Regions from separate parts of the Homo sapiens genome. Here region 2 is linked to region 1. A link is an interaction called in ENCODE POLR2A ChIA-PET data of the cell type or tissue named here. Cell type or tissue: A673. All regions are shown on one strand. Links, peaks and the distances in the headings refer to the core of each region. The heading gives the core; the rest is flanking DNA. Region 1 overlaps MYO1B (myosin IB). Region 2 overlaps LOC105373804 (a long non-coding RNA gene).

Region 1 (4,400 bases), core at 211-4,210:
TACTTCACCTGTGAATGCCACTAGAGCAGGCCTACCCCTGGCTTCTCACTCTCTCCTGTCCCTTTTTAGCAAACCAACTGGAGACCGCCAGCCTGACTTTTCTTTCTTCAAATAATTTTATTATATTATTAGTACAGAGGTAACATAACCAGGTTATAGAAGATTTAGAAAATAGAGAGTTAAAAGTAAAAGTCACCCCAATCTATTATCGTAACACAATCACTTAACATTTTGGTTTCTTTTTTTGCCATCTTTCTCCCCATATTTTCCAAAGGGGTCCCTCGTATGAAATCCTAAATTATGTGCACTGCTAGGATTCAAACAGATTTAAATATCTGGTGTGGGGGAGGAGGAACCCCAGGAAAGCATTGCAGGAAAGGCTGAATAGTAGTAACTAACATCTACACCAAGTGCTTGCTCTGTGCCTGACACTGTTCTAGGAGCTGCACATGTGTTGATTCATTTAATCCTTACTATAACCCAAAGAAGGCAGCTCTGCAAAATTACCCACATTGCGCAGATGAGAAAATGGAGGCAGACCGTTTAAGCTACAAGCCCAGGGTCCGGGGGCTACTAAGGAGAAGAGTCAAGTTTCAAAAACCAGTATTGTCTCCAGAGCCCAGCCCATAACCACTGCACCACATAGCTTTTCACTATACAGAGGACTTATCTCAACTAAGCTCAGTCATGCCTGCCCCAGAGCAATGCTTCAATGACCAAACAGAGCACAGATTCTAGGCAGGTGTGTAACTCAGTTTGGATCCCATCCCATTGTCATGCCTGAGCCCTCAGTGTGTGTTTAAGAGACAGTGAAGGAGGGAGAGTGGAGAAGGCTGAGACACTGGAAAAAACATAGAAGGCCCTGCTCACCACCCCTCCCAGGAAGGGCAGAGCAGTCTTCTTCCGACCTGACCTGACCTGACCTTAAAGGACCCCGTCTATTAGTGCAGAGCTCAGGAGAAAATTGCTGAGCAGGACGCTCGTGTCCAGCAGATGCCAGGACCCAATGGCAGCAGCAGTGGCAATACTCAAAATGCAGAGGGGGTAGGGGTGTGGGCAGTGGCCCCATTCAAGCCTCACCATAGAGGCAGCTCTCTGAATCTAGCCAGCTTCACTTGGCAGGATGAGGATATACTGATAAAAAATAAATACCTTCACTTTGTCATAATAGTGTGTAAAACACTGTTAAATACCACTATTATGATAATTTACTAAGAATTAATAACTTGATTTAAGTCATCAGTCACTAAAATTCCCATCTTTGTGTCATTCAGAGTAGAGTCCCACCTTGGGGCTTCTGAGCCTCTTTTTATTGCCTACAAAGTTCTTCCATCCTCCTCATTCTTTAACACCAACTCATCCTTCAGGCAGCTGTGTGAATGTTTATTTCCTAAGTCAGGCTCTCCTTGTACCCCAATCTAAATTTCCCTCTCTCCGCCTTTCTGTTTCTCACAGCCCCCTGTCCTTTTCCTTCACAGTATCGATGCTAATCCACGAATACATATTTATCCGTGTCCATTTCCACAATGTCTCTTCCCCTTCACATTCATGAGAGCAGAAACCACATCTGTTTTGTTCAACATTAAAGATTCAGTACAGGATGGGTGTAGTGCCTCATACCTGTAATCCTAACACTTCAAGAGGCTGAGGAGGGAGGATCACTTGAGGCCAGGAGTTCAAGACCAGCCTGGGCAACATAGAAAGACCCCGTCTCCACAAAAAAATGTAAAAAATGAGTGGGGTGTGGAGATGCTGCCTGTAGTCCTAGCTGCTTGGGAGGTGGAGACAGGAGGATCACTTGTGCCCAGGAGTTCGATCCTGCAGTGAGCTATGTTCACACCACTGTACTCCGGCCTGAGCAACAAAGAGAGACCCTGTCTCTAAAACAAAAACAAAAACAAAAACACAGTACCTAGTACGGTGCCTGAAACATACTAGGCACCTAAACATTTGATGAGTTAATAAATGAACACATTAAATAACTAAAAGTCACCCCTTCCTTACTTCTAAAAGTACTGCATATAATTTTTAAATTAGGTCAGGTGTGGTGACTTACACCTGTAATCCCAGCACTTGGGAAACCAAGGCAGGAGAACTGATTGAGGCCAGGAGCCTGGGACCAATGAGACATCACCTCTACAAAAAATTTAAAAATTAGTTGGGCATGGAGGCGCACACCAATAGTCCTAGTTACTTGGGAAGCTGAGGTGGGAGGCTCATTTGAGTCCAGGAGTATGAGGCTGCACCGAGCTACGATCATGCCATTGCATTCCAGCCTATGCAACAGAGCCAGACTTGTCTCTAAAAAAAAAAAAGAGGCCGGGCGCGGTGGCTCACGCCTGTAATCCTAGCACTTTGGGAGGCCAAGGTGGGTGGATCACCTGAGGTCAGGAGTTCGAGATCAGTCTCAACATGGAGAAACCCCATCTCTGCCAAAAATACAAAATTAGCCAGGCGTGGTGGTTGCATGCCTGTAATCCCAGCTACTCGGGAGGCTGAGGCAGGAGAATTGCTTGAACCTGGGAGGTGGAGGTTGCAGTGAGCCAAGATTATGCCACTGCACTCCAGCCTGGGCAGCAAGAGCGAAACTCTGTCTCAAAAAATAAATAAATAAATAAAAATAAAGTGAATTATGACATTTTCAATAAAGGCTAAGTTATTTTATGCTGTATTGGAAAAGCCACCCAACTGCAGGCTCCCACAGCAAACACAGGTTTAGATGTGAACTTGATCAATCAAGAACTATTTATAAACAAATACAAAATCAATCCCTTTCTTGTACACCAGCAACACTAACCAGAAATGTACTAAATCATTCATTCAAAATGACCACAGAAACCATGAAGCACCTTGGCACAAATCTAACAAGCGGTATGAAAGAGTTTTACATACAAAATGATAAAAATTTCATTGAAGGACATAAAAGAACTATTAAAGAAGCTTATGAGGTTTGTGGATGGGAAGCCATTAAACCATAAAGATGTCAATTCTCCCTGAATTTCTATTTAAATGCAACACAATTTCAGTAACACAAAATTAAAGAAAAAAGCCCCACAAGCAACAAGCTTGTTGAACATATGTGCAAGCTAACCTGTGGGGGGAAACAGAGGAGAATGTGATGTGCATGTGATGTGTCAACTGACGCAAATATGGAAAATGGAATTTTGTGGGAATTCCAATAATTTAACCATATGAATGTGTAAGGTTACTTTCAACATTTCATTGTGCTTCAAATATTTTCTTTTTTTTTTTTAAGTTGTGAAACAGTTAAGTTCAGAAGAACAAGCGCAACCTGAGTCTGGGAAAACTGACAGAGAAGACAGGCACAAAGCTGGGCACTGAAAGATGTGCCAGTGTGATAGGGGAGAGGGGCTTCTGGGGGGAAGGAACGATCCAGAACAACAAGGTAAAAGCACAAGACACAGTTGAGAGTGAACCAAGTACGGCTCACATGGAATGCACATTCCCACAGGAAGCCAGGCAGTGACAGAACCTAAAAAGCTACAGTGAAGTGACTATAGCAGTGTTATCTACGAAATGATCCCCCCAAAACGTGGTACAATGGTGACATAAGTTGGGACAAGTGAATACTGTATCTTTCTCTTGGGAATTCACAGTACACAGTCACAAATGAAGGCCAGGAGAAGTCTTTCTGCAAAGAAACTTAACCAGCTATTCTAACATGTACCTGGCCAAGGAACCCTTTTTACAGGAACATTTACCAACTTTATGGGTAGGGTATTTTTTTGTTTTTTGTTTTTTTTTCCAACTTACTAATTTTTTATGGAACAACTCACTTTGGGTAACACTATACTCCAGTAACTCAGCCTTTTAAAGGTCTGAACCAGAATGAGGGCTTGAGGATTTGCAAAGGGCAAAAGATAGGGGAGAACAATAAATCAGACATAGTGACTGACAGGAGGAATGTAAGGGTCACAGAAAATGGGGAAGTAGGTGATGCTCTAGAATCCAAAGTCAAGATGGTGATGAAAAGGCTATTAGCACAAACAGTGAAGTGAAGTCCACAGGGGACCAAGTATTAGGTAAGAGGTAATAAATTTAGATTTCGACAGGTTTGGAGAGACGGATATCTCCCTAGAAAGAAAACTAAGCAAGAGGTTACAACTTGGAGTCAGTTTCTCAGATCCGTCCCCTGTTAAATTTAGGAGCTGAGCAGGTCTCAAGCACAATGAAGGGGTTACAGTGGTGACCTTTAAGACACTTTTCAATAGCAACATTCTGCCATTCCAAAAATTGAAAATTTGAAATAAAAATACCAATATAATCAAGTTCTATCTTTAAAGTGTGAATTGTGTGAATGCAGGATAAAAATAAACAATTCAAGATGAATTTCAGTACATGGATAAGAGGTTTTTAAGAGATCATGTAATTACAGATAC
Region 2 (4,400 bases), core at 273-4,272, 53 kb after region 1:
TGGTAATTATTTCAATACTTTATTAATAATTCTTTTTTCCTCATCTAAATGAGTGTTTACAGCTGTTCATTATTATGGTTGTTTCTTGCTAAACATGAGTTGCCCTTCTATCTGTGTTCCTAACCTGTCCCCAGGCTCCCACCCACACCTGACTGGCCTTTGTTTATACTACATTAACTAGAATAGAATTTCTTTTTTTTTTTTTTTATTATACTTTAAGTTTTAGGGTACATGTGCACATTGTGCAGGTTAGTTACATATGTATACATGTGCCATGCTGGTGCGCTGCACCCACTAACTCATCATCTAGCATTAGGTATATCTCCCAATGCTATCCCTCCCCCCTCCCCCCACCCCACAACAGTCCCCAGAGTGTGATATTCCCCTTCCTGTGTCCATGTGATCTCATTGTTCAATTCCCACCTATGAGTGAGAATATGCAGTGTTTGGTTTTTTGTTCTTGCGATAGTTTACTGAGAATGATGATTTCCAATTTCATCCATGTACCTACAAAGGACATGAACTCATCATTTCTTATGGCTGCATAGTATTCCAAATGTCCAACAATGATAGACTGGATTAAGAAAATGTGGCACATATACACCATGGAATACTATGCAGCCATAGAATAGAATTTCTTAAGAGGCCCAGGAACCCGATTCAGCCTCCAGACATGTTTTATTTGCCCACAGATTGTTTAAATATTTTTGAGAGGGTAGACAACATTGGAAAAAAAAAAGCAGATACTTTTAAAGTCCAGATTTTGAACTTTTCTAGAAAAATCAGAAGACCTGGCAACAATGTGCCTCAGGGCAGCAGACCACTGTAACCAAGCAGGGCCGGCCTCTTTGGCCAGGCTGTGCACATTCTTCCTTCTGACACGATCCTCACCCATGCTGTGTATGCTCCTGCCTGTCCCTGTGGACAGCAGAGTTTCCCACATCTGGAATAATGCCAGGGATGGCTGTTCCCTACTTTCTTGGCTTACAAGTGAGTGTGGAAACAGGGGGGCTTTCCTATTCCTGTCAGCACAGTCAGGTCCTTGTTCAGGGACCAGGTCCAGGTCTAAGAGGAAGCAGGGGACTTGGCCAGGGCACACAAAAGACACAATGATTAAAGTGTTGGAAAACAGAACCTATGAGGTAAGTTTTAAGGAACTGGATGTTTTCCTGGAAAAAAAGAGGATAAAGGATGACTCAATTGTCTTCTTTAAGTATACGGGGTAATTATGAAGAGAGTGATACCAGCTGCTCTCCACCCCCAAACCCACTAGAGGAAATGTGCGTGTCCTGTGGCAGGAGGCTTGCAGCTGAGCCATAAGGGACTTCACTAAGAATTTAGGTTGAGAGACGAGGTGCCTCCATCTGCCTCATCTGATCCTTATGAGGGTCAGGCTAGACCCTTCTGTCTGAAACTCAAAAAATAAACTGGGTAACTTCTTGAATACTTTCCCGACTTTAATTCTTAATGCCTTCCTCTGCCATATTCTCTTTTATTTCTGTAGGCTTATCAGAAGAAAGTTAGAAAAAGCTTTCCTGAATAAGAAAACAGGGCATGAATCACTTAAAATTCTCTTTAGCAACATCTATCCTTGATGTTACCACACTAAAAAATGTATGCATACTCTTTCTAAACATGCAATTAGAACACAGCTGGGAAGGTACTTAAGATTCTTTTCCCAAGTTAACTTTTTACCAGCCAAATTGCTATGGGTATAGTTTGCTCAACTGATGCTAGGAGAATAGTTCAGAGGACTTAATCGAGTGCAGTGCTTATGTAGATAAAAAACATTGCCTACATTATCCAGTCTTAGTTGTTTTTACTTAGTTTAAAAGATTATGGTGAGTTTTCATGTCTGTTCCTGTTGTGAATTCTGTGAGTCAATGCAGAGGAGCTGGAGGAATTTCCCAGATGTCACAACTACTGGACAGCATCCGGTACAGTAAATTAGAACACAGACTCTGGTTGATAAATGGTGATGGGACATTTAACACTTCAAAATAACAATCAACCTTTGTTGTGAGCCAACTGGGTGCTGAGTGCTTTTCATGTTAATCTTCATAATGACTCTGTAAGGTAGTTATCAATATTCTCGTTTGACAGATCAGAACAGAGTCAGAGAGAGGAGTAACTTTCCAAGGCCACATGGACAGCAAGTGGTGACATGCAGATTCAAGTCTAAATCCAAATTCAAATTGCTTGACTCCAAAGTCTGTGTTATTTATTTATTTATTATTATTTTTTATTTTCAAGACGGAGTCTCACTCTATCACCCAGGCTGGAGTGCAGTGGCATGATCTCAGTTCACTGCAGCCTCTGCCTCCCAGATTCAAGCGATTCTCTTGCCTCCGCCTCCCGAGTAGCTGGAATTACAGGCGCCCACCACTACACCTGACTAATTTTTGTATCATCGAGTAGAGATGGGGGTTTCACCATGTTAGCCGGGCTGGTCTCGAACTCCTGACCTCAGGTGATCCACCCACCTTGACCTCCCAAAGTGTTGGGATTACAGGCATGAGCTGCCATGCCCCACCCATCTGTGTTATTTTCATGTGACTACTTTGCTTCTTGTTTTTGGATTCACTTTGTTAGGGTGTGCCAGCCAAGGTGTCCAGCACAGAACCATACAATGGAAGGGGTAATTTGGGTCAGTCTCTCTCACAAAGAGAGCTCATGAGCTCCCAAGACAAATAAAGGTACTGGTTGACAAGTACATCACAATTAAACAGCCTCATCACCTTTCTGCACCTACAGTTCCATTTCCTACCTTGTTCATGCAGTCATCTGTCAAAGTCTCTTGACATACAACCCTAACTCCTCAGAGCTACGGTTTCTGACTTCCCACTAGTAAGCACAGTCCTTCCTCAAGACTATTTAAGCGGTCTGGCTCTTAAGTATACTGTGTTCCTTGTGGGGTGGCCCATGCATCTTGTGCAGCAGCATTACCTGGACTACTGGCTAAAAATATGAATTCCTGAGCCTCACCATTGATCTACTGAATCAGAATCTCCAGGAGCACGTCTTATCCTTAACAAGTATCTCAAGTCTTTTTCACACACACTTAACTTTTAGAATTATTGCTTGTAAAGCAATGGTTGTTAACCTTGGATGCACATTGCAATCACCTGGGGAAATTACATCTGGGCTCCACCCCCAGAGATTCTGATTTGCCTGGGCTGTGGCCTGGGCATCATATTAAGAACTTTCCAAGTGATCTTAACATACAGCCAAGACTAGCATCACTATCTTAGATCCAGAACACTGCTTCTCAAACTTGGCATGTGCATCAGAATCATCTGGAGGTCTTGTTAAAGCACAGGTTGCTGGGCCCACTCCCAGAGTTTCTGATTCAGCAGGTCTTAGGTAGGACCTGAGACTCTATTTCTAACAAAGTTCCCAGGTGATGCTGATGATACAATTTTAGGAACCACACTTTAAGAACCATTGGTTTAGAGACTCAATAATAGTACACACCACTGCTAAATTTTAAATAATTAAGGAAAAATCTTGTTGCTTTGAAGACATCATGGATATTTTTTAGCTTCCCGCCCTAATTTAAATAATTTTGCACATTTTGAGCCCACTGTAGACTAGATCAAGTCATCCTTGTTAATAGAAGAATTATTAACCTCTTTTTCCTAGAGGAGATTTAGATTTAGATTCAAGGGAGTGAAATTAGCATTTAATTGGAATAAATAATTGTGCTTCTTGGGCAAATTACCCCTGGCAAAGCTGGAAGGAATCTGAAAAGTGGAGATCCGTGAAAGTCACTTCCAATATGTGCAATAAAACGGTATGCAAAATAATGTATCTTTGCATAAGCACCTGAATAAATCTTGGCCTTGTCATTATTAGCACTGTTTCCATTCCTCCTATTGCCAGAGATGGTGAGTACAGTGATTGATTCCTTTGGGACTAGGAATCACCGGGAGAGGCAGGGTCACTGTGAATGGTCATGCAGCATGCACACTGCACAACACCATGGGCATCATTCACAGACTTCAGTGGGAATTGCACCCTCTGGAGCTGTGCTACATGGCTTACCTGGGAGAGGGCTATATTTCTTCTGGAGTTGTAGAACTCTTAACCTCTCTCTAGGAACCAGGACCTAGAAAGCATTATAACACATGTCCAGAGGTCAAAGTTCCGTCCACTGTTGGTTCAGTCCACCACACCTGCTTCCCCCATTTCCAGGTGCTGGCTCTGGATGACCCGCTGGGGAGGTGTATTAGTCTGTTTTCATGCTGCTGATAAAGACATACCTGAGACTGGGTAATTTATAAAGAAAAAGAGGTTTAATGGACCGACAGTTCCACGTGGTTGGGGAGGCCTCACAATGATGGCGGAAGGCTTACCTGGCAGCATACAAGAGAGAATGAGAGCCAGGTGAAAGGGGAAAC

The links. ChIA-PET counts read pairs that join two places held together with the same protein. Peaks named below come from ENCODE experiments on the same cell type or tissue, not always from the same donor. Only the 100,000 strongest peaks of a DNase experiment are listed, where the experiment ranks them.
Region 2: POLR2A ChIA-PET joins it to region 1 with 5 read pairs; 11 of 35 experiments call an interaction of 5 or more read pairs at or near these places.

What each region holds. Positions count from the first base shown.
Region 1 is chr2:191,252,427-191,256,826 of GRCh38, reverse strand. The region is part of intron 1 of MYO1B (myosin IB); the gene reads right to left. Among named protein-coding and RNA genes, the nearest start is that of MYO1B-AS1, 8.5 kb to the right of the region's middle. RefSeq lists a silencer at 510-804. In A673, for the core only: no CTCF peak of the experiment used is centred there; no DNase peak of the experiment used is centred there.
Region 2 is chr2:191,199,836-191,204,235 of GRCh38, reverse strand. LOC105373804 (a long non-coding RNA gene) reads right to left here. Exons shown (of 4, transcript XR_923707.3): 2 at 4,045-4,108. Among named protein-coding and RNA genes, the nearest start is that of MYO1B, 43 kb to the left of the region's middle. In A673, for the core only: no CTCF peak of the experiment used is centred there; a DNase peak (open chromatin) is centred at 1,925.